2 separate regions of the Homo sapiens genome follow, and region 1 is linked to region 2. Evidence: read pairs that join two places in POLR2A ChIA-PET (ENCODE). Cell type or tissue: B cell. All regions are shown on one strand. Links, peaks and the distances in the headings refer to the core of each region. The heading gives the core; the rest is flanking DNA.

What was found. ChIA-PET counts read pairs that join two places held together with the same protein. Peaks named below come from ENCODE experiments on the same cell type or tissue, not always from the same donor. Only the 100,000 strongest peaks of a DNase experiment are listed, where the experiment ranks them.
Region 1: POLR2A ChIA-PET joins it to region 2 with 13 read pairs; 6 of 35 experiments call an interaction of 5 or more read pairs at or near these places.

What each region holds. Positions count from the first base shown.
Region 1 is chr16:31,098,289-31,109,547 of GRCh38, reverse strand. It overlaps BCKDK (branched chain keto acid dehydrogenase kinase), which reads right to left and starts at 1,162. Exons shown (of 12, transcript NM_005881.4): 1 at 1,069-1,162; 2 at 130-501; 3 at 1-37. The coding sequence starts at 324. RefSeq lists enhancers at 1-544, 545-1,438, 3,046-3,862 and a silencer at 770-1,309. In B cell, for the core only: CTCF peaks have their summits at 3,524 and 3,735; a DNase peak (open chromatin) is centred at 3,707; H3K4me3 peaks cover 12 bases.
Region 2 is chr16:30,809,190-30,820,448 of GRCh38, reverse strand. The region is part of intron 1 of LOC124903679 (a long non-coding RNA gene); the gene reads right to left. Among named protein-coding and RNA genes, the nearest start is that of ZNF629, 28 kb to the right of the region's middle. RefSeq lists a silencer at 5,825-6,154 and enhancers at 6,175-6,324, 6,195-6,749, 6,750-7,305. In B cell, for the core only: CTCF peaks have their summits at 5,799 and 6,005 (motif pointing right); a DNase peak (open chromatin) is centred at 5,978; H3K4me3 peaks cover 1,237 bases; H3K27ac peaks cover 1,077 bases.

The sequences.
Region 1 (11,259 bases), core at 1,635-9,634, 290 kb before region 2:
CGTAGAGCATCATGGTGGGCGTTAGGCGGACTGAGGGCTAGAGAGGGAGAGAGGCCTTGAGCAGAGAACCCCCAACACTCTCCCTCCCGCCTACATCCCGGACCCTGGGCTGGCTGCCCCCTTGCGCACCTTCTCCGCTGCCGCGTCGATGGCCGACTGGTTGTAAAAGGAGGTGACGGTCTTGGAGCGCTCCCGAGCCATCTCCACGTGGTGTGTGTCGGTGGCCGACGTCGAGCGGGCCCGGAGCGCGAGTGCGGGTCCCAGGAGGGGCCGGAGCGGAAGCCCGCCCCCGGGACCGCTCCTCAGCACCGACGCCAGGATCATCGTCTTGCTCCTTTCAGACCCGGTGGCCGCTAGGACTGAGGATCCGCTAGGACTGAGGACCCAGGCGACCCAAAATGGGGCAAGGGGGTGTGGGTGGGTAGGGGCTCTTCTCCGACTTCAGGGACCAGGGTGCGTCGAGGATGCTGACAGGCTCAGCCCGCGGAGAGCAGCTCCCATCTACCGGGGCGGGGAAGAGGAAGTTGTAAGGATCCGAATCCACAGAACCCGCACCATCTCTCCACCTGTGCATCGGTCTCCCCAGACCCGGGCGACCTCTCCCCACCACTCCCACCGTCTCCCCAGATGCACACAGGCCGCGCCCAAAGGACCTAGCCTCCCGGGGGCTTCTATTCCCCAACCCGAGGCTCTACTGGCGGTGGGAGGGCTGTCGGGGGAGGAGCCCCTCAGACCCTTCCAGCCCGAAAACCTCGCCCCAGCGCCCCGGGGTCCCGGGTACCCTTCTCAGGGGGCGGGGCTGCCCCTGCCTGCCCAGCGCCTTCAAACCCGGGCCCTGGGAGCGCGGCCAGCGAACGTGCGACACCAGCCCTGGGCCCCTGGGGCCGGCTTGGGAGGGTGCGGCACGGAGTCCCCAGCGGGACCCCCCACGCGGGTCACTTGGTTCGGCCCGGATGCCCCCCATATGGTAGATGCCAGCCCCGTCTGCGCGCCCGCGCTGTGATGGAGGCTGCGGACGTGCGCCGCGGGGCCTCCGCGGACTGAGTAGGCTGGGGTCGCCCCACTTACCGCGGGGCCGGAGCCAGGGCCCGGGTCCCAGCGGAAGGGCTCGAACAGTCCACTCGCCAGGCGCCCAGCCGCCTGCGCCCTCCGCCGCCGTGACGTCGCGTGGGCGGCAGCGCCCGCTGGGTCCTGGGAGTTGTAGTTTGGTCTGAGGACGTGCCGTCCCGGGCGCCCGCGCATCCAGGCCACGCCCTTGCTCCCGGACCCCAAACAGCACCGCTTCCTCCACACGGCTCTCGAGGCTCTCCGTGTCCCTCCCAGCCTCTATCTCCTGCTCTATGAAACGGGCTCCCTGGGAGCTGGAAGATCTTAGATGTAAAGCGCACAGATCACGCCCTACCTGACTCCTTCTCGGAGCTCTTGTCCTCCTTCCAGTTCTTGGTTCATTTATGGGTAACCAGGCTTCAAACCCCAGCTCGACCCCTTAATATCTGGAGCAAGTTATTTAACTGCTCAGTGCTTGGTAAGATGAAGAGATATCATCAGTTTTGGGGTTGTGTGGATTACATGAATTTATATGAGTGCCTAGAACAGTGCCAGGCGTGGAATTAGCACTATATAAGGGTTAGGCATTATTATTATTCACTCATGCCTGCAGATAATGCAAGTCGCTGACTGGGTGTCTTTTCTGCACCAGGAGAGGAGATTGGGCAGTGAGTTGAATAGATCTTTCCGTGCCCTGCATAAGAAAACAGTTTCAGTATCATTGGCTGTGATGAGGACTTTCAGAGGAGGCTGCGGGAGCCTCAGATAGAAACTGAGACAGCTGTGTAGGTGCAGCCTGAGTAGGACTTGCAAGGGAGCGGGGTGGGAAGGGTGTGTGGCAGGACAGACAACAGCCCAGATGGTCTGAGGATATGGCTGGAGCCATATGGGATCTGGGAAGGAGAGGGGCGGCAGCAGAGAGCGAAGGATAAGTCTGCATTTGTCCTAGGGTAGTTAGGAACTACTGAAGGGTTTTAACTGGTGGGCTCTCCTCCTTAGACAGAACCCCTTGTCTGCAGTGATTTAGAGTGGGGCGTTTGGTGAGACCAAAGGCAGAGAAACCAATAAGAAGACAATTACTTTAGGCCAGGCGCAGTGGCTCAGGCCTGTAATCCCAGCACTTTGAGAGGACGAGGTGGGCGGATCTCAGGAGTTCCAGACCAGCCTGGCCAACTTGGCAAAACCCCGTCTCTACTAAAAATACAAAAATCAGCCGGGTGTTGTGGCTGGCGCCTGTAATCCCAGCTACTCGCGAGGCTGAGGCAGGAGAATCGCTCGAACCCGGGAGGAGGAGGTTGCAGTGAGCCGATATCCCGCCACTGCTCTCCATCCTGGGCAACAAGAGCAAAACTCCGTTGCAAAAAAAAAAAAAATTATCCAGGCAGGAGGCGCTGGAAGGGACACGTTTCAGTGTGTGCACGTGCATATGTGTGTAGTGTGTATTTGTACTAATTGCAATTTTCTTTACCATGGTTATATATTTCCTAAATATGTTCAATAAAAAGTGCTAAGTGAAGCAAGTGACATCTTTGGAGGCTATCTTTATTTATTTATTTGGAGATGGGGTCTCGCTCTGTTGCTCAAGCTGTAATACAGTCGCTCCATAGTAGCTCACTGCAGCCTCCGACTTAAATGATCCTCCCACCTCAGCCTCTCAAGTAGCCGAGACTGTAAGTGTGCACCACTACCCCCAGGGTGATTTTTTCCCCCTCAGGCAATCCTTTTGCCACAGCCTCCCAAAGTGCTGGGATTACAGACGTAACCCACCGTGCCTGGCCTATTTTTCTTAGAGCCGGGGTCTCGCTATGTTGCCCAGGCTGGTCTCAAATTCCTGGCCTCAGCCTCCTGAGTTGTTGGGGTTACAGGAGTGAGCCACTGGGCCTGGCGGCTGTCTTTAAACTTGGAGGTTAGCCAGGTGCAGTGGCTCATGCTTGTAATCCCAGCACTTTGGGAGGCCAAGGCGGGCAGATGACCTGAGGTCAGGAGTTCGAGACCAGCCTGGCCAATATGGTGAAACTCTGTCTTTACTAAAAATACAAAAATTAGCCGGATGTGGTGGCATGCACCTGTAATCCCTGCTACTCGGGAGGCTGAGGCAGAAGAATCGCTTGAACCCGGGAGGCGGAGGTTGCAGTGAGCCAAGATCGTGCCAATGCACTCCAGCCTGGGCGACAGAGAGAGGCTCCGTCTCAAAAATAAATAAATAAATAATAAATAATAAACTTGAAGGTGAAAAAAATAAATAATAAATAATAATAAATATAAACTTGGAGGGAGGACGCCTCACCGTGACTGGCCTGCCTGAGCAATTGGGGGCAGACCACGGGAAAGGGGCGCCCTGCATCTCTGGGTTTCCTCTTTGACCCCCACCCACACCATTCCCACCCGTTCTTTCCCAACGTCCTGGAGTACAGCCAGGCGGCGGCAGCCCCAAGGCAGCCACGGCTGGAGCCCGTGGTAAAAGGGAGCGGGAAGGGTGCTCCTGGCGGGGAGGACAGGCTGCGCAAAGCAGCAAAGGACTGGCAGTGGTCTGTGCGCCAGAATCTGGCGCTCACGTGGCCGCGGCGTGGACAGGAGCCGCAGGCGGAGGAGGCTGCGGCTGCCACCGAGGTGGAGAGGTCTGGCACAGGCCTCACCCCATTTGACCCCGCTCGCTAGGCCCCGGCTCGGCCTGGACTCGCTGCTGCCCCCGGCGGCGGAGGTTGGACATGCACCTCGCGACCCCCTTTTCAGAATACTGTATACAGGTCAGGCGGCTTTCTTTTTTTTTTTTTTTATTTTTTTATTTTTTTTTTTTTATTTTTATTTTTTATTGATCATTCTTGGGTGTTTCTCGCAGAGGGGGATTTGGCAGGGTCATAGGACAATAGTGGAGGGAAGGTCAGCAGATAAACAAGTGAACAAAGGTCTCTGGTTTTCCTAGGCAGAGGACCCTGCGGCCTTCCGCAGTGTTTGTGTCCCTGGGTACTTAAGATTAGGGAGTGGTGATGACTCTTAACGAGCATGCTGCCTTCAAGCAGGGCAGAGGGGCTCCTCACTTCCCAGTAGGGGCGGCCGGGCAGAGGCGCCCCTCACCTCCCGGACGGGGCGGCTGGCCAGGCGGGGGGCTGATCCCCCCACCTCCCTCCCGGACGGGGCGGCTGGTCGGGCGGGGGGCTGACCCCCCCCACTTCCCTCCCGGACGGGGCGGCTGGCCGGGCGGGGGGCTGACCCCCCCACCTCCCTCCCGGACGGGGCGGCTGGCCGGGCAGAGGGGCTCCTCACTTCCCAGTAGGGGCGGCCGGGCAGAGGCGCCCCTCACCTCCCGGACGGGGCGGCTGGCCAGGCGGGGGGCTGATCCCCCCACCTCCCTCCCGGACTGGGCGGCTGGCCGGGCGGGGGGCTGATCCCCCCACCTCCCTCCCGGACTGGGCGGCTGGCCGGGCGGGGGGCTGACCCCCCCACCTCCCTCCCGGACGGGGCGGCTGGCTGGGCAGAGGGGTCCTCACTTCCCAGTAGGGGCGGCGGGGCAGAGGCGCCCCTCACCTCCCGGACGGGGCGGCCGGCCGGGCGGGGGGCTGACCCCCCCACCTCCCTCCCGGACGGGGCGGCTGGCCGGGCAGAGGGGCTCCTCACTTCCCAGTAGGGGCGGCCGGGCAGAGGCACCCCTCACCTCCCGGACGGGGCGGCTGGCCGGGCGGGGGGCTGACCCCCACCACCTCCCTCCCGGACGGGGCGGCTGGCCGGGCAGGGGGCTGACCCCCCCTCCCCCCTCCCGGACGGGGCGGCTGGCCGGGCAGAGGGGCTCCTCACTTCCCAGTAGGGGCGGCCGGGCAGAGGCGCCCCTCACCTCCCGGACTGGGCGGCTGGCCGGGCGGGGGGCTGACCCCCCCACCTCCCTCCTGGACGGGGCGACTGGCCAGGCAGAGGGGCTCCTCACTTCCCAGTAGGGGCGGCCGGGCAGAGGAGCCCCTCACCTCCCGGATGGGGCGGCTGGCCGGGCGGGGGGCTGACCCCCCCCACCTCCCTCCCGGACGGGGTGGCTGCCGGGCGGAGACGCTCCTCACTTCCCAGACGGGGTGGCTGCCGGACGGAGGGGCTCCTCACTTCTCAGACGGGGCGGTTGCCAGGCAGAGGGTTTCCTCACTTCTCAGACGGGGCGGCCGGGCAGAGACGCTCCTCACCTCCCAGATAGGGTTGCGGCCAGCAGAGGCGCTCCTCACATCCCAGACAGGGCGGCGGGGCAGAGGTGCTCCCCACATCTCAGACGATGGGCGGCCGGGCAGAGACGCTCCTCACTTCCTAGATGGGAAGGCGGCGGGGAAGAGGCGCTCCTCGCTTCCTAGATGGGATGGCGGCCGGGCAGAGACGCTCCTCACTTTCCAGACTGGGCAGCCAGGCAGAGAGGCTCCTCATATCCCAGACGATGGGTGGCCAAGCAGAGACGCTCCTCACTTCCCAGACGGGGTGGCGGCTGGGCAGAGGCTGCAATCTCGGCACTTTGGGGGGCCAAGGCAGGCGGCTGGGAGGTGGAGGCTGTAGCGAGCCGAGATCACGCCACTGCACTCCAGCCTGGGCACCACAGAGCACTGAGTGAACGAGACTCCGTCCGCAATCCCGGCACCCCGGGAGGCCGAGGCTGGCGGATCACTCGCGGCTAGGAGCTGGAGACCAGCCCGGCCAACACAGCAAAACCCCGTCTCCACCAAAAAAAAAAACGAAAACCAGTGAGGCGTGGCGGCGTGCGCCTGCAATCGCAGGCACTCAGCAGGCTGAGGCAGGAGAATCAGGCAGGGAGGCTGCAGTGAGCCGAGATGGCAGCAGCACCGTCCAGCCTTGGCTCGGCATCAGAGGGAGACCGTGGAAGGAGACCGTGGAGGGAGACGGAGACGGAGACGGAGACGGAGACGGAGACGGAGACGGAGAGGGAGAGGGAGAGGGAGAGGGAGAGGGAGAGTCAGGCGGCTTTCTAAGCGCTTTCAATGTATTTTTAAAAATTTACATATACTCGATGTAAAAGAGAACTGTATGTATTTATTTATTGAGACAAGATATCGCTCATGTCACCAAGGCTGGAGTGCAGTGGTGCGATCACAGCTCACTGCAGCCTCGAACTCCTGTTCTCAAGCAATCCTCCTGCCTCAGTCTCCCAAAGCACTGAAATTCCAAGCGTGAGCCCCACGCCTGTCCTACAACATTATTTATTTTATTTTATTATTTTTTCTGAAACAGTGTCTCACTCTGTTACCCAGGCTAGAATGCAATGGCATGTTCATGGCTTACGGCAGCCACAACCTCCCTGACTCAAGCGATCCTCCTACCTCAGCATCCCGAGTAGCTGTGACCACAGGTGCCTGCCACCACACCCAGCTGATTTTTAAAAAAATTTTGTAAGGACGGGATCTCCTTGTGTTGCTCAGGCTGGTAACGATGGATCTTCTGGCCTGAAGCGATCCTCCCATCTCAGCTTCCCAAAGTGTTGGGATTACAGGCGTGAGCCACTGGGCCCAACCAACTTCTCTCTTTTTTTTTTTTTTTTTTTTTGAGACAGAGTCTTGCACTGTAACCCAGGCCAGAGTGTAGTGGCACAATCTCGGCTCACTGCAACTTCTGCCTCCCAGCTTCAAGCAATTCTCGTGCCTTGGCCTCCCAAGTAGCTGGGATTACAGGTGCATACCACCATGCCCAGCTAATTTTTGTATTTTTGTAGAGATAGGGTTTCACCATGTTGGCCAGGCTGGCTTCAAACTCCTGACCTCAGGTGATCCATCTGCCTCGTCTTCCCAAAGTGCTGGGATTACAGGCATGAACAACAGAGACAAGCAGGGCCTGGCCAACTTCTTACCATATAACTTTGACACTTCTTGTATCAAGAGGTGAGGGAGTCTATGTTCCCTCCCCTTGGAACTGGGAAGGCTTGTGATTACAGTGGAACAGATGCTATATGACTTCTGAGTTTAGATCATAAAATATGTAGCTTCCACCTGGCTTTCTGGAGCACATGTGCTAGTCCTGAGCTGCCAGGTGGGCAGTCTGACTGCCCTATATTATTATTATTTTATTTTTAAATTGAGACAGAGTCTTGCTCTGTGACCCAGGCTGGAGTGCAGTGGTGCGATCTTGGCTCACTGCAGCCTCCACCTCCCAGGTTCAAGGGATTCTCCTGCTTCAGCCTCCCAAGTAGCTGGGATTACAGGCATGCACCACCATACCCGGATAATTTTTACTAGAGAAGGGTTTCTCCATGTTGGCCAGGCTGGTGCCCTGTACGAATTATTTATTGCTGTGTAACAAATTACCTCCAAAACATAGCACCATGCTGGAGTGCAATGGCACGATCTTGGCTCACTGCAACCTCTGCCTCCCGGGTTCAAGCGATTCTCCTGCCTCAGCCTCCCTAGTAGCTGGGATTACAGGCGCCCACCACCATGCCCAGCTAATTTTTTGTATTTTTAGTAGAGACGGGGTTTCACTATGTTGGCCAGGCTGGTCTCCATCTCCTGACCACAGGTGATCCACCCACCTCAGCCTCCCAAAGTGCTGGGATTACAGGCGTGAGCCACACCATACCCAGCTCAAACATAACATCTTAAAAACATTTTTTTAAATAGAGACAAGGTCTCACTATGTTGCCCAGGCTGTTCTTGAACTTGAACTCCTGAGCTCAAGTGATCCTCCCACTTCGGCCTTCCAAAGTGCTGGGATTACAGGTGTGAACCACTGCGCCTAGCCAATATCTTAAAACAATAAACACTGGCCGGGTGTGGTGACTCACGCCTGTAATCCCAGCATTTTGGGAGGCGGAGGCGGGCGGATCACGAGGTCAGGAGATTGAGACCATCCTGGCTAACACGGTGAAACCCTGTCTCTACTGAAAATACAAAAAAATTAACTAGGCGTGGTGGTGGGTGCCTGTAGTCCCAGCTACTCAGGAGGCTGATTCAGGAGAATGGTGTGAACCTGAGAGGCGGAGCTTGCAGTGAGCCAAGATTGTGCCACTGTGCTCCAGCCTGGGCAATAGAGCGAGACTCTTTCTCAAAAAAAAAAAAAAAAAAAAAAAACAATAAACACTTATCACACACAGTTTCCTTGGGTTAGGAATCTAGGGGGTTCTGGCTCAGGGTCTCTCATGAAGTGCAGTCAAAATGTTGGCCAATGCTACCGTCATCTGAAGGCGTGACTGTTTTACAGAATCTGATTCCAAGGTAGCTCCCTCACATGCCCAGCAGGTTACTGCTGGTTGTTGACAGAAGGCCCGTCATGCTCAGGGTTGGGGTCCAGCCCCAGCTGAGGTGTGAGAGGAAGCAGTGGACGTGAGGCAGGGAGCTAGAAGAACACTCGAGAGACAGCAGGTAAATGAGACATGGCTTTATTCAGCAGCTCTCTCATCATCAACATCTTACTCTCGCACTGTCTGCTCTGTCTCAGCTGCTTACTCCGGCAGCTCCCACACACACACAGCTGTGTGGCCAGCTCTCCCTTCAGGGTCAGCAGCTTCACTCTTTCTTTTCTTTTCTTTTTTCTTTTTTTCCTGAGATGGAGTCTCGCGCTGTTGCCCAGGCTGGAGTGCAGTGGTGTGATCTCGGCTCACTGCAACCTCTGCCTCCTGGGTTCAAGCAATTCTCCTGCCTCAGCCTCCTGAGTAGCTGGGATTACAGGCATGCACCACCATGGCCAGCTAATTTTTGTATTTTTAGTTGAGAAGGGGTTTCACCATGTTGACCAGGCTGGTCTCAAACTCCTAACCTTGTGATCCACCTGCCTTGGCCTCCCAAAGTGCTGGGATTATGGGCATGAGCCACCACACCCCACAGCCTTACTCTTTCTCCCTCTGGGCATGAGCTAGCTGAGCTGTGTCTTGGCTTCCCCGAGATGGACAGCTCTGGCTTTCTCTCTTTCTCTGGGTACAAGCACCTGCACAAGAGCCATGTCCCATGTCAAGCCATGTTGGGCCGAGCCCTGTGCACAGTGTCAGCAGGGCAATTATACCTTTTACAGACAACAGTGGCTCAGAGCCAAGTGATGAGCCTTCCCATGTTATGGCTACACGGCTGTGATAACAAGTGGAGCTATATGCCTGCACTCTAAACTCACTGAGTCACTCTGGATGTTTACTTTGGCCTATGCCCACTTGACTGCAGCACACCCACGTTTCTTACAGGGCCTCAGTTCCTCACTAAGGAGACCTCTCTCCCTAGGGTTACTTGAGTGCTTTCATATCATGGTAGCTGGCTTTGTCTAGAATGAGTGATCTACAAAGGAGCAAGATGGAAGCCACAATATCTTCATGATTTAGCCTCTAAAGTCACACACTGTCATTTCTGCATTATCCCAATGGGCCAGTTCAGCCCCTTTCAATGTGAGAAGAGACTTCACAATGGTATCAATACCAGGAAGCAGGAATCACTGAGGACCATTTTGGAAGCTGACTATTAAAGCCTTAAGGCTGCCATGCTGTGAGGAAGCCCAAGCTAGCCCATGCAGAGGACAACATAGATAGGTTCGGAGACTACTCAGAGAAAGGGAGAGAGAATGCTAGGTTATCTTTCAGCTGTTTTAGCTGCTTATTGTTCCAGCTTTAGCCACCATCTGACTGCAATTGTATGAGCCAGAAATAGCCAGGTAAAATTGTCTTCCCAAATTCCTAGTGCACAAAAACTGTCAGAGGCTGGGGGCAGTGGCTCACTCCTGTAATCCCAGCAGCACTTTGGGAAGCCAGGGTGGGAGAACTGCTTGAGCCCAGGAGTTAGAGGCAACATAACAACAACTCATCTCTAATGAAAAAAAAAAAAAAAGAAAGAAAAAGGCCAGGCACAGTGGCTCACGCCTGTAATCCCAGCACTTTAGGAAGCCAAGGAGGGCGGATCATGAGGTCAGGAGTTTGAGACCAGCCTGGCCAATATGGTGAAACCCCGTCTCTACTAAAAACACAAAAATCAGCCACGCATAGTGGCTGGTGCCTGTAATCACAGCTACTCAGGAGGCTAAGGCAGGAGAATCACTTGAATCCGGGAGGCAGAGGTTGCAGTGAGCCGAGATTGCACCACTGCATTTCAGCCTGGGCAGCAGAGTGGGACTGTCTCACATTAATTAATTAATTGATTAAATGCTAGAAGAAAATATGGTCAAAATCTTTTATAACTCTTGGAGTGAGGAAGGCAATCTCGGCTCACTACAACTTCCACCTCCCGGGTTCAAATGATTCTCCTGCCTCAGCCTCCTGAGTAGCTGGGATTACAGGCACCCACCACCATGCCCGGCTAATTTTTGTATTTTTAGTAGAGACGAGGTTTCGCCATGTTGGCCAAGCTTGTCTTAAACTCCTGACCTCAGGTGATCCACCCACCTCAGCCTCCCAAATTGCTGGGATTACAGGCATGAGCCACCATGCCCCGCCTAATTTTAAAAATGTTTATAAAGACAGAGTCTTACCACGTTGTCCAGACCTGTCTCAAACTCCTGGGCTCAAGTCATTGTCTTGTCTCAGCCTCCCAAAGTTCTGGGACTACAGGTGTGCACCACCACACCTGGCTAATTTTGTTTATTTTTTATAGAGTGAGGGTCTCCCTGTGTTGTCCAGGGTGTCTCAAACTCCTGGGCTCAAGTGGTCCTCCTGCCTCAGCCTCCCAAAGTGCTGGGATTATAGGCATAAGCCACTGCACCTGGCCCCAGTGTGTGTCTTCTGAGGCTAAGTCATAAAGAGATTGCGGCTTCTATTTTGCTTCCTCTTAGATCACTCATTCTGGGGGAAACCAACAATAAATAACAGGAACACACCAGGAGATCAGAGAAAGCTGAGATACAGGCCTAATGCCCAGTCCTCTGTATTCATTTCTAATTGCTGCTGTAACAAGTTACTGCACATTTAATGATGTAAAACAACACAAATTTATCTTACAGTTCTGTAGCTTAGAAGTCTGACAGAGTCTCACTGGGCTGAAATCAAGATGTTGATAGTTCCTTCCCGGTGACTCTAGAGTGAGAATCCAGTTCTTTACCCTTTCTTGCCTTTAGAGGCCACCCGTATTTATTAGCTCACAATCCCCTTCCTCCATCTTCAAACCAGAAACATTGCAGCTCTCTGTGTCTTTTTTCTTTACTCACATCTCCCTCTGACTTTCTTCTGCCATCCTCCTTCATTTTTTAAGGACCCCTGTGGGCCAGGCATGGTGGCTTATGCCTGTAATCCCAGCACTTTGAGAGGCGGAGGCAGGCGGGTCACCTGAGGTCAGG
Region 2 (11,259 bases), core at 1,044-9,043:
ATATATATATATATATGCCCATATGTGTGTGTGTGTGTGTATGTATATATATATATATATATATATATATATATATATATATATGCCCATATGTATATATATGGGCATGGTGGCTCATGCCTGTAATTCCAGCACTTTGGAAGGCCAAGACAGGAGGATCACTTGAGACCAGGAGATCAAGACCAGCCTGGTCAACAGAGCAAGACCCCATAAGACCCCATCTCTATCTACAAAAATAAAAATAAAAAATAAAAAGAAATTAAAAATATATTAACAAATTAAAAACAATAAATAGAATTTCTTTATCTGATGGAAAGGATATATATTTTTTAAAAACTAGGCCGGGTACAATGGCTCACACCTGTAATCCCTGCACTTTGGGAGGCCAAGGCGGGCAGATCACAAGGTCAAGAGCTTGAAAGCATCCTGGCGAACATGGTGAAATGCTGTCTTTACTAAAAATACAAAAATTAGCTGGGGGTGGTGGCACGCACCTGTAGTCCCAGCTACTCGGGAGGCTGAGGCAGGAGAATCACTTGAACCACAGAGGCGGAGGTTGCAGTGAGCTGAGATCACGCCACTGCATTCCAGCCTAGGTGATAGAGTGAGACTCCATCTCAAAAAAAATAATAAAAACCCAAAAAACTAACTACTACAACTAATAAATGAATTTAGCTCTGTCTAGGATACAAGTTCAATATACAAAAATCAGTTGCAGTTTTTCAGCTGTAAATTTTGTGTACCATTAGTGACAACTGGAAAATAAAATGTAAGGGATTTCCATTCTTATTATTCTTATTCAACAAAGTGCTGGAAGATCTAGCCAGTGCAAGAGGGCAAGAGAAGAAAATAAAAGGCATGCAGATTGGAAAGGAAGAAATAAAACTCACTATTTGGAGATGACATGATTGTCTACAGAGAAAATATGAAGGAATCTACCAAAAAACTCCTGGAACTAATGAGTTCAGCAAGGTCTCAGTGTACAAGACATAGATTGGAAATATCAATTACATTTCTATACGCTAACAATGAACAGGTGGACACTGAAATGAAAAATATAATATGTGCCAGGCATGGTGTCGCACACATGTAATCCCAGCACTTTGGGAGGCCGAGGCGGGCAGATCGCTTGAGGTCAGGAGTTTGAGACCAGCCTGACCAATATAGTGAAACCTCATCTCTACTAAAAATACAAACATTGGCCGGGCGTGGTGGCTGGGCGTGGTGGCTCACTCCTGTAATCCCAACATTTTGGGAGGCCAAGGTGGGCAGACCACCTGAGGTCAGGAGTTCAAGACTAGCCTGGCCAACATGGCAAAACTCCATCTCTACTAAAAATGCAAAAATTAGCCAGGTGTGGTGGCACATGCCTGTAGTCCCAGCTACTTGGGAGGCACAAGAATTTCTAGAACCCAGGAGGTGGAGGTTGCAGTGAGCTGAGATCGCCCCACTGCACTGTAGCCTGGCTAAACTGTCTCCAAAAAAAAAGAAAAGAAAAGAAAAGAAAAGAAATAAAAATATAATATGACTTACAGTCTCTCAAAACAAGAAAAAGGAAATATGTAAGTGTAAATCTAATAAAATATGTATAGGACTTCTATGCTGAAAAGTACACAACACTAATAAAAGAAATCAAAGATCTGTATAAATGGAGAGACATACTACGTTCATGGATCAGAAGACTCACTATAGTAAAGATATTAATTCTCCCCCAAATTGTTATACAAGTTTAATAAAATGTCTATTAAAATCCCAGCAAGGTTTCCTTGTGGGTTTTGTGTTGGTTTGTTTGTTTTTATTTTTTAAATTTATGTATTTATTTATTTATTTTTAGATGGAGTCTCCCTCTGTCACCCAGGCTGGAGTACAGTGGCGCAATCTCAGCTCACTACAACCTCCGCCTCCCGGGTTCAGGCAGTTCTCCTGCCTCAGCCTCCTGAGTAGCTGGGGTTACAGGCACCCGCCACTACATGTGGCTAATTTTTGTATTTTTAGTAGAGACGGGGTTTCACCATGTTGGTCAGGCTGGTCTCGAACTCCTGACCTTGTGATCCGCCTACCTCAGCCTCCCAAAGTGCTGGGATTACAGGCATGAGCCATCGCGACAAGCCTTGTTTTTGTTTTTTAGACAGAGTATTGCTCTGTTGCCCAGGCTGGAGTGCAGTGGTGAGATCTCGGCTCACTGCAACCTCCGCCTCCCGGGTTCAAGCAATTCTCCTGCCTCAGCCTTCCAAGTAACTGGGATTACAGGCGTATACCACCACGCCCAGCTAATTTTTGTATTTTTAGTAGAGACAGGGTTTTGCCATGTTGCCCAGGCTGCTATCGAACTCCTGGCATCAAGGGATCAGCCCACTTCAGCCTCTCCAAGTGTTGGGATTACAGGCGTGAACCACTGCACCCAGCCCCAGCGAGATTTCTTTGTAAATATAGACAAGATTATTCTAAAATTTATATGAAAAGGAGAGGAAACTAGAATAGCTAAAACAATTTTGAAAAAGAAGAATAAAATAAAAAGAATCATCACTAGATTAAAAACTTATTATATAGCTAGAGTAATCAAGACTCTATTGGCAGAAGAATAAATCACTGGAACAGAATAGAGAGCCTAGAAGCAGACCCATATATATATTTCCAACTGATTTCTTACAAAGTTGCAAAAGCAGCCAGGTGCAGTGGCTCATGCCTGGAATCCCAGCACTTTGGGAGGCTGAGCCGGGTGGATCGCCTGAAGTCAGGAGTTCGAGACCAGCCTGGCCAACATAGTGAAACCCTGTCTCTACTAAAAATACAAAAAATTAGCTAGGTGTAGTGGTGGGTGCCTACTTGGGAGCTACTTGGGAGGCTGAGGCAGAAGCTTGAACTTGGGAGGCGGAGGTTGCAGTGAGCCGAGATCGTGCCACTGCACTCCAGCCTGGGTGACAGAGCGAGACTCCGTCTACAAAAAATAAAAATAAAATACAAAAAAATGGCCGGGTGCAGTGGCTCACACCTGTAATCCCAGCACTTTGGGAGGCCAAGGCAGGCAGATCACATGAGGTCAGGAGTCGGAGACCAGCCTGACCAACATGGAGAAACCCTGTCTCTACTAAATATACAAAATTAGCCGGGCATGGTGGCACATGCCTGTAATCCCAGCTACTTAGCAGGCTGAGGCGGGAGAATCACTTGAACCCAGGAGGCGCAGGCTGCAGTGAGCCGAGATTGCACCATTGCACTCCAGCCTGGGCAACAAGAGCGAAACTCTGTCTCAAAAAAAAAAAAAAAAAAAAATTAGCCGGGCATGGTGGTGCCTGTCTGTGGTCCCAGCTGCTTGGGAGGCTGAGACAGGAGAATTGCTTGAACCTGGGAGGCAGAGGTTGTAGTGAGCCGAGATCTCACCACTGCACTCCATCCAGGGTGACAGATGAGACTCCATCTCAAAAACAAACAAACAAACCAACAAACCAACAAAACAAAATTAAAAAACCAAAGGCAATTCAGTGGTGCTTTTCAACAGGTGGTGTTAGAGTAATTAGACATCCATAGACAAAAACACAAAACCCTAAAAACCCGTACACAAAAATTAACTCCAAATGAGTTACAAACTTAAATGTAAAATGTAAAAACTATAAAACTTTCAGAAAAAAACAGAAGAGTATCTTAAGGTTCTAATGTTATACAGAGTTCTTGATACCTAAAGCATAATTCATAAAAGGAAAAAGTGACACATTGAACTTAATCCAAATTTAAAACTTTCTGAAACATAGGCTGAGGCACCAGAATCACTTGAGCCCGGGAGGTGGAGGTTGCAGTGAGCTAAGATCACTCCACTGCACTCTAGCCTGGGCAACACAGCGAGACCCTGTCTCAAAAGAAAAAAAACCCCACAACTTTCTGAAACAGCTTTATTGAGATATAATTCACATACCATATAATTCACCCATCTAAAGTGCACAATTCAATGGGTTTTTGTTTACTATATTAACTTTTTTTTTTTTTAGATGGAGTCTTGCTCTGTCGCCCAGGCTGGAGTGCAGTGGCACAATCTCGGCTCACTGCAAGCTCCACCTCCCAGGTTCACGCCATTCTCCTGCCTCAGCCTCCCAAGTAGCTGAGACTACAGGAGTCCACCACCATGCCGGCTAATTTTTTTGTATTTTTAGTAGAGACAGGGTTTCACCGTGTTAGCCAGGATGGTCTCAATCTCCTGACCTTGTGATTCGCCCGCCTCGGCCTCCCAAAGTGCTGGGATTACAGGCGTGAGCCACCGTGCCCGGCTAATTTTTTTTTTTAATGGAGTTTCACTCTTGTTGCCCAGGCTGGAGTGCAATGGCACGATCTCAGCTCACCACAACCAATGACTCCTGGGTTCAAGCCATTCTCCTGCCTCAGCTTCCCGAGTAGCTGGGATTACAGGTGTGCACCACCACACCCAGCTAATTTTTGTATTTTAGTAAAGACGGGTTTTCTCCATGTTGGTCAGGCTCGTCTTGAACTCCCAACCTCAGGTGATCTGCCTGCCTCAGCCTCCCAAAGTGCTGGGATTACAGGCATGAGCCACCATGCCTGGCCTACTATATTATTACTTTTTAAAAACTGTGATAAAACCGGTCAAGCATGGTGTCTCATGCCGGTAATCCCAGCACTTTGGGAGGCTGAGGCAGGCAGATCACTTGAGCTCAGGAGTTTGAAACCAGCCTGGGCAATGTGGCAAAACCCCATCTCTAAAACACAAGCAAACAAACAAAAATTAGCCAAGCGTGGGCCAGGCGTGGTGGCTCATGCTTGTAATCCCAGCACTTTGAGAGGCCGAGGCAGGCGGATCACCTGAGGTGAGTTTGAGACCAGCCTGGCCAACATGGCGAAAACCTATCTCTACTAAAAACACAAAAATTAGGCCAGGTGTGGTGGCTCACACCTGTAATCCCAGCACTTTGGGAGGCCAAGGCGGGCGGATCACCTGAGGTCAAGAGTTCGAGACCAGACTGACCAACATGGAGAAACCCCGTCTCTACTAAAAATACAAAAATTAGCTGGTGTGATGGCACATGCCTGTAATCCCAGCTACTCGGGAGGCTGAGGCAGAAGAATCGCTTGAACCCAGGAGGCGGAGGTTGTGGTGAGTTGAAATCGCGCCACTGCACTCCAGCCTGGGCAACAAGAGCAAAATTCCATCTCAAAACAAAAAAAGAAGTGTAACTAACAACATCAGGTGGTGGGACTCGGACATTTTTGGACCCCCCATACCTTCACCCACACCTCGGAGAGCAGATGTTTTGAATTGGAAACATCGAATTTTCAGTCCACCTAGAGTAAGCCCTTTGTCGGCTCAGCTTCTTGAACGTATGCATTTCATGCTCACCACATCCAAACTGTAAGGCTCCATCCAACCAACCAACCAAAATCCCTGTCCTGGACGGGAGCGGTGGCTCCCGCCGGTAATCCCAGCACTTTGGGAGGCCGAGGCGGGCGGATCACTTTAGACCATCTTGGCCAGCATGATGAAACCCCATATCTACTACAAATGCAAAATTTAGCTGGGTGTGGCGGTGCACACCTGTACAGCTACTTGGGAGGCTGAGTTGGGAGAATCGCTTGAACCCGGGAGGCAGAGGCTTCAGTGAGCAGATCATACTACACTGCAGCGTGGGTGATTAAGTCAGACTCTGTGAAAAGAAAGAAAAAGAAAGGAAAGAAAGAAAGGGAAGGAGGGAAGGAGGGAGGGAAGGAAGGAAGGAAAAAACCTCCCTGTCCTTTTGGCCCTGAAGGGACCTTCGCTTTCCAAAGGGCTATGGCAAGAAGGGTGGGTCGCAGCCACGTCACCGGCGGGAGGGTCGGCAAGGACGGTTGCTAGGTCGCCGCACAGCTTCCGCCGCGGAGAGAACCAAAGGACTGGGAGGAGAAGTGAACGCCCGCCCCATCCACGGTGCGGCCTGGGATTGGCTCACCGTTGTAAAGCCATGCCCCCAACCCGGGCAGCGCCGCGGCCACCCGCCCGGTTCCGAAACGGACCAGCAGGGGGCGGCCTGCACGTCCTGGCCGTGGCTCCTGCCCGTGGAGGCGACCCCAGCGGCCCAGACAACTAAGACCCGTGTTGCGTAATCTCCCCGGCCCCGCCCAGGGAGAGGTGCCTCTGCCCCCGGGGACCCTGGCGAACGCACGTTCCCCTGTTGATCATTCAGGCTGCACTGTGGACCCGGAAGTCTGGGTCCAGATCCAGCGAATTCGGAGAATCCTCAGCGGCCCCTCGTCTAAGCCGCAGCAAAAAAAGGGATTGGACTCACTGGACCACCTCCAAGGAGCCTGTCCAGTCTGACAGGCCCTATTTCTCATGGAAGACCCTGGGCTTCTCTGGCCTGAAGTTGAGAGCTGGCCCTGGCTCTGGCATTCCCTCTCTGAGTGGCCTTGGGCAAGTTATAGCCTATTTCTGAGCTTGTTTCCTCATCCTATTGTTAAGTCCTATGAGGGTTAGATGTCCTCAAAGGTCCCTTCCAGTTCTTAGCCATGAAACAGACTTGATAACATGTGGAAATCTCTGACATGTTAAATCTCTGACACGTAAATCTCTGACATGTTATGCTATTTAGCCACCTTCACCTTCTTTTCTTTTTTTTTGAGACTGAGTCTCGCTCTGTCGCCCAGGGTGGATTGCAGTGGTGCGATCTCAGCTCACTGCAACCTCCACCTCATGGGTTCAAGCGATTCTCCTGCCTCAGCCTCCTGAGTAGCTGGAATTATAGGCATGCACCACCACATCCAGCTAATTTTTGTATTTTTAGTAGAGACGGTGTTTCACCGCGTTGGTCAGGCTGGTCTTGAACTCCTGACTTCAGGTATCCACCCACCTCGGCCTCCCAAAGTGCTGGGATTACAGGCATGAGCCACTGTGCCTGGCCCTCTTTTCTTTTTTTTTTAATACAGGGTCTCACTCTGTCGCCCAGGCTGGAGTGCAGTGGCACAATCCTAGTTGGCTGCAGCCTCCAACTCCTGGGCTCAAGCAATCCTCCCGCCTCAGCCTCCCAAGTAGCTGGAACCACAGGCACACACCACAATGCCCGGCTTTTTTTTTTGGAGAGACGGGGTCTCACTATGGTGCCCAGCCCCACCTTCACTTTCTGTACACAAAAATTCTAGAAAAGGAGGGGAAAGGCTGGGTTGGCACCTAAAAATAAAATAGGGACTGTCAACAGATCCCTGAAAGAGTGCCTGCCTGCACTAAGGGGATGATGCTGGAGAGGATAATGGAATGTCCATTGTACTCTAACCCCCTCATTTTGCAGATGAGGAAACTTTGACAGCAGCTAAGTCACATTAGGAGGAAAAACCCAGGTTTTCTGATTTCATAATCAGTTCCTTTACAAAGTGTTAGGAAATAGAAGGCATAAATATGTTAAAACAGAGAAAGAAAATTATCCACAGGAATAAAAGCAAACAATTTAATTTGTAGCACTTCCCACTTTGGTGTACTTAGGATTTCTATCCTGCCTACATTCGTGGTGACTTACAAAGCAAAAATAGAGCAATAAAAAATAAAACAGAAGTGAGTTATCTCTCTCTTCTGCTTTTTCATCTATCACCACTGCCCCATTGTCCCCTCCAGAAGAGCTTCTAACCCCTACCCTAATGTTCCAAACTGACCTTTGTAATCTTTTTTTTTTTTTTTTTTTTTGAGGCAGTCCCAGCTACTCAGGATGCTGAGGGGGTGAAAATTGCTTGAGCCCAGGAGTTTGAGACCAGCTTGGGCAACACAGCAAAACTCCATCCAGCACTTTGGGAGGCCGAGGCAGGTGGATCACTTGAGGCCAGGAGTTGGAAACCAGCCTGGTCAACATGGTGAAACCCCATCTTTACTAAAAATACAAAAAATTTGTCAGGCGCAGTGGCTCATGCCTATAATCCCAGCACTTTGGGAGGCTGAGGCGGGCAGATCACCTGAGGTCAAGAGTTTTGTACTAAAATACAAAAATTAGCTGAGTGTGGTGGCAGGTGCCTGTAATCCCAGCTACTAGGAAGACTGAGGCAGGAGAACTGCTTGAACCCAGGAGGTGGAGGTTGCAGTGGGCCGAGATTGCACCACTGCACTCTAGCCTGGGCAACAGACTGAGACTCTGTCTCAAAAAAAAAAAAAAAAAAAAATTAGCTGGGCGTGGTGGCATGCACCTGTAATTCCAGCTACTTGGGAGGCTGAGGCAGGAGAATCACTTGAACCCAGTAGGTGGAGGTTGCAGTGAGCCGAGATCGCACCATTGCACTGAAGCCCAGGTGACAGAGCGAGCCTCTGTCTTAAAAAAACAAAAACAAAACAAAAAAAAAACTAGATGAAGTGTATGATATGTGAATTACATCTCAATAAAGCTGTTACATCAAAAGAGGCACACCAAAAAGTAAAACAAAACCAACCAATATGTGCCTGTGTTTCTTCCCTAGGTTCTGTGTGGCTACATCCTTTCACTCTGGGGAGATCTGGGGTGCGGTTCTCGGCCATCTGCTCCTGCAGATGTCTTCCAAATCTCCAAGTGTGTCCCCCCACAGCGTCCCCATCTCCCACTCAGCCACCACTTTACACTCTACCCAGCTCCACTCGGTGGAAGGAAGCATGCCAGCTCCCCTGATCTCCTGCACGCCCGCCTTGGCTGCCACCTAATTTCTTGGCTACCCAGGATGGAGTTGGGATAGAGAAGGGGAGAACAGAAAAGGCAGAAGACAGGTGAGTCTTGCTGGAGATTGGAAAAGGGAGAAACTTCCTAGAGCAAACTAGATAAGAACAAAAGACAACTTTGAAAAGGAAAAGATTCCTTAATATTTTGTTATATTTTTCCCTTCTGGACTTCAAGTGTTTGAGTAGCTTTTTTCATGGCTGTCTTACTTCTGGAAGTGATTTTGGAGGGAGCATAATTTTATTTTATTTTTTTTGAGATGGAGTCTCACTCTGTTGCTCAGGCTGGAGTGCAGTGGCATGATCTCGGCTCACTGCAACCTCTGCCTCCCGGGTTCAAGCTATTCTCCTGCCTCGGCCTCCCAAGTAGCTGGGACTACAGGTGCGTGCCACCATGCCCGGCTAAGTTTTTGTATTTTCAGTAGAGACAGGGTTTCACCCTGTTAGCCAGGATGGTCTCCATCTCCTGAACTCATGATCCGCCCGCTTTGGCCTCCCAAAGTGCTGGGATTACAGGTGTGAGCCACTTCACCTGGCTGGGAGCATCATTTTAATAGTTTATTTACACAGCTGTGAATTAAACATCTACTTCCTTTTTTTTTTTTTTTTTTTTGCTTTGTTTTTGAGACAGGGTCTCACTATGTCACCCAGGCTGGAGTGCAATGGCACAATCTCAGCTCACTGCAACCTCTGCCTCCTGGGGATAAGTAATCCTCGCACCTCAGCCTCCCAATTAGCTGGGACCACAAGAGCACATCATCATGCCTGGCTATTTTTTTTTGTACTTTTAGTAGAGACGGGGGTCTCACTATGTTGCCCGGGCTGATCTCAAACTCCTGAGCTCAAGCAATCCACCTGTCTTGGCCTCCCAAAGTGCTGGGATTACAGGCATGAGCCACCGTGCCTGGCCTAAACATCTACTTTCTTTATGACTTTATTAAAAGTCCACCTTCGGCTGGGCTCAGTGGCTCACCCCTGTAATCCCAGCACTTTGGGAGGCCGAGGCAGGTGGATCACCTGAGGTCAGAAGTTCGAGACCAGCCTGACCAACATGTTGAAACCCCATCTCTACTAAAAATACAAAAATTAGCCGGGTGTGGTGGCACATGCCTGTAATCCTAGCTACTTGGAAGGCTGAGGCAGGAGAATCACTTGAACCCGGGACACAGAGGTTGCAGTGAGCTGAGATCATGCCACTGCATCCCAGACTGGGCGACACAGCGAGACTCTGCCTTAAAAAAATAAAATAGCCGGGCGCGGTGGCTCACGCCTGTAATCCCAGCACTTTGGGGGGCCGAGGTGGGCGGATCACGAGGTCAGGAGATCGAGACCATCCTGGCTAACACGGTGAAACCCCGTCTCTACTAAAAATACAAAAAATTAGCTGGGCGTGGTGGCGGATGCCTGTAATGCCAGCTACTTGGGAGGCTGGGGCAGAGAACTGCTTGAACCCAGGAGGCGGAGGTTGCAGTGAGCCGAGACCGTGCCACTGCACTCCAGCCTGGCGACAAAGTGAGACTCTGTCTCAAATAAATAAATAAATAAATAAAATAAAATAAAATAAAATAAAATAAGGCTTGGCATGGTGGCTCACATCTGTAATCCCCAGAACTTTTTTTTTTTTTGAGACAGAGTCTTGCCCTGTTACCCAGGCGGGAGTGCAATGGCACGATCTCGGCTCACTGCAACCTCTGCCTCCTGGGTTCAAGCTATTCTCCTGCCTCAGCCTCCTGAGTAGCTGGGATTACAGGTGTATGCCTCCACGCCCAGCTAATTTTTGTATTTTCAGTAGAGATGGGGTTTCACCATGTTGGCTAGACTGGTCTCAAACTCCTGACCTCGTGATCCACCCTCCTCAGCCTCCCAAAGTGCTGGAATTACAAGCATGAGCCACTGCACCTGGCCCTTGTAATCCCAGAACTTTAGGAGGCAGAGGTGGGTGGATCACCTGAGGTCAGGAGTGCAAGGCCAGCCTGGCCAACATTGTGAAACCCCATCTCTACTAAAAATACGAAAATTAGCTGGGCATGGTGGTGTGTACCTTCAATCCCAGCTAGTCAGGATGCTGAGAGGCAGGAGGATCGCTTGAACCCAGGAGGCAGAGGTTGCAGTGAGCCGAGATCATGCCACTACACTCCAGCCTGAGTGACAGAACGAGACTCTGTCTCAAAAAAATAAAATAAAATAAAAATTTAAAAAGTCCACCTTCTCAGAGAAGTCTCTACTGGCCCACCTATCCAAAATTTCAACATCTTCCCTGACCCCACTTTATTTTTCTCATTATTTTCTTTGTTATCTGTCTTTCTTAACAGAATTTAATCTCTAGTAAGGGTAGCAATTTTTGTTTTTAATTTTTACCTGTTTTGTTCACAACTACAGTGGTCACGAGAGCCCAGAGTAAATGCTCTGTAAGTATTTACTTATTGAATGAATGAATGAATGAACCTACTGTATACTGGGCAATTTTGTGATAAAGGAAAGTCTTGTTTTGTTTAGACAGGCTCTTGCTCTTTCTCCCAGGCTGGAGTACAGTGGTACAATCACAGCTCACTGCAGCCTTGAACTCTTGGGCTCAAGTGATCCTCCCACCTCAGCTTCCAGAGTAGCTGGGACTACAGGCG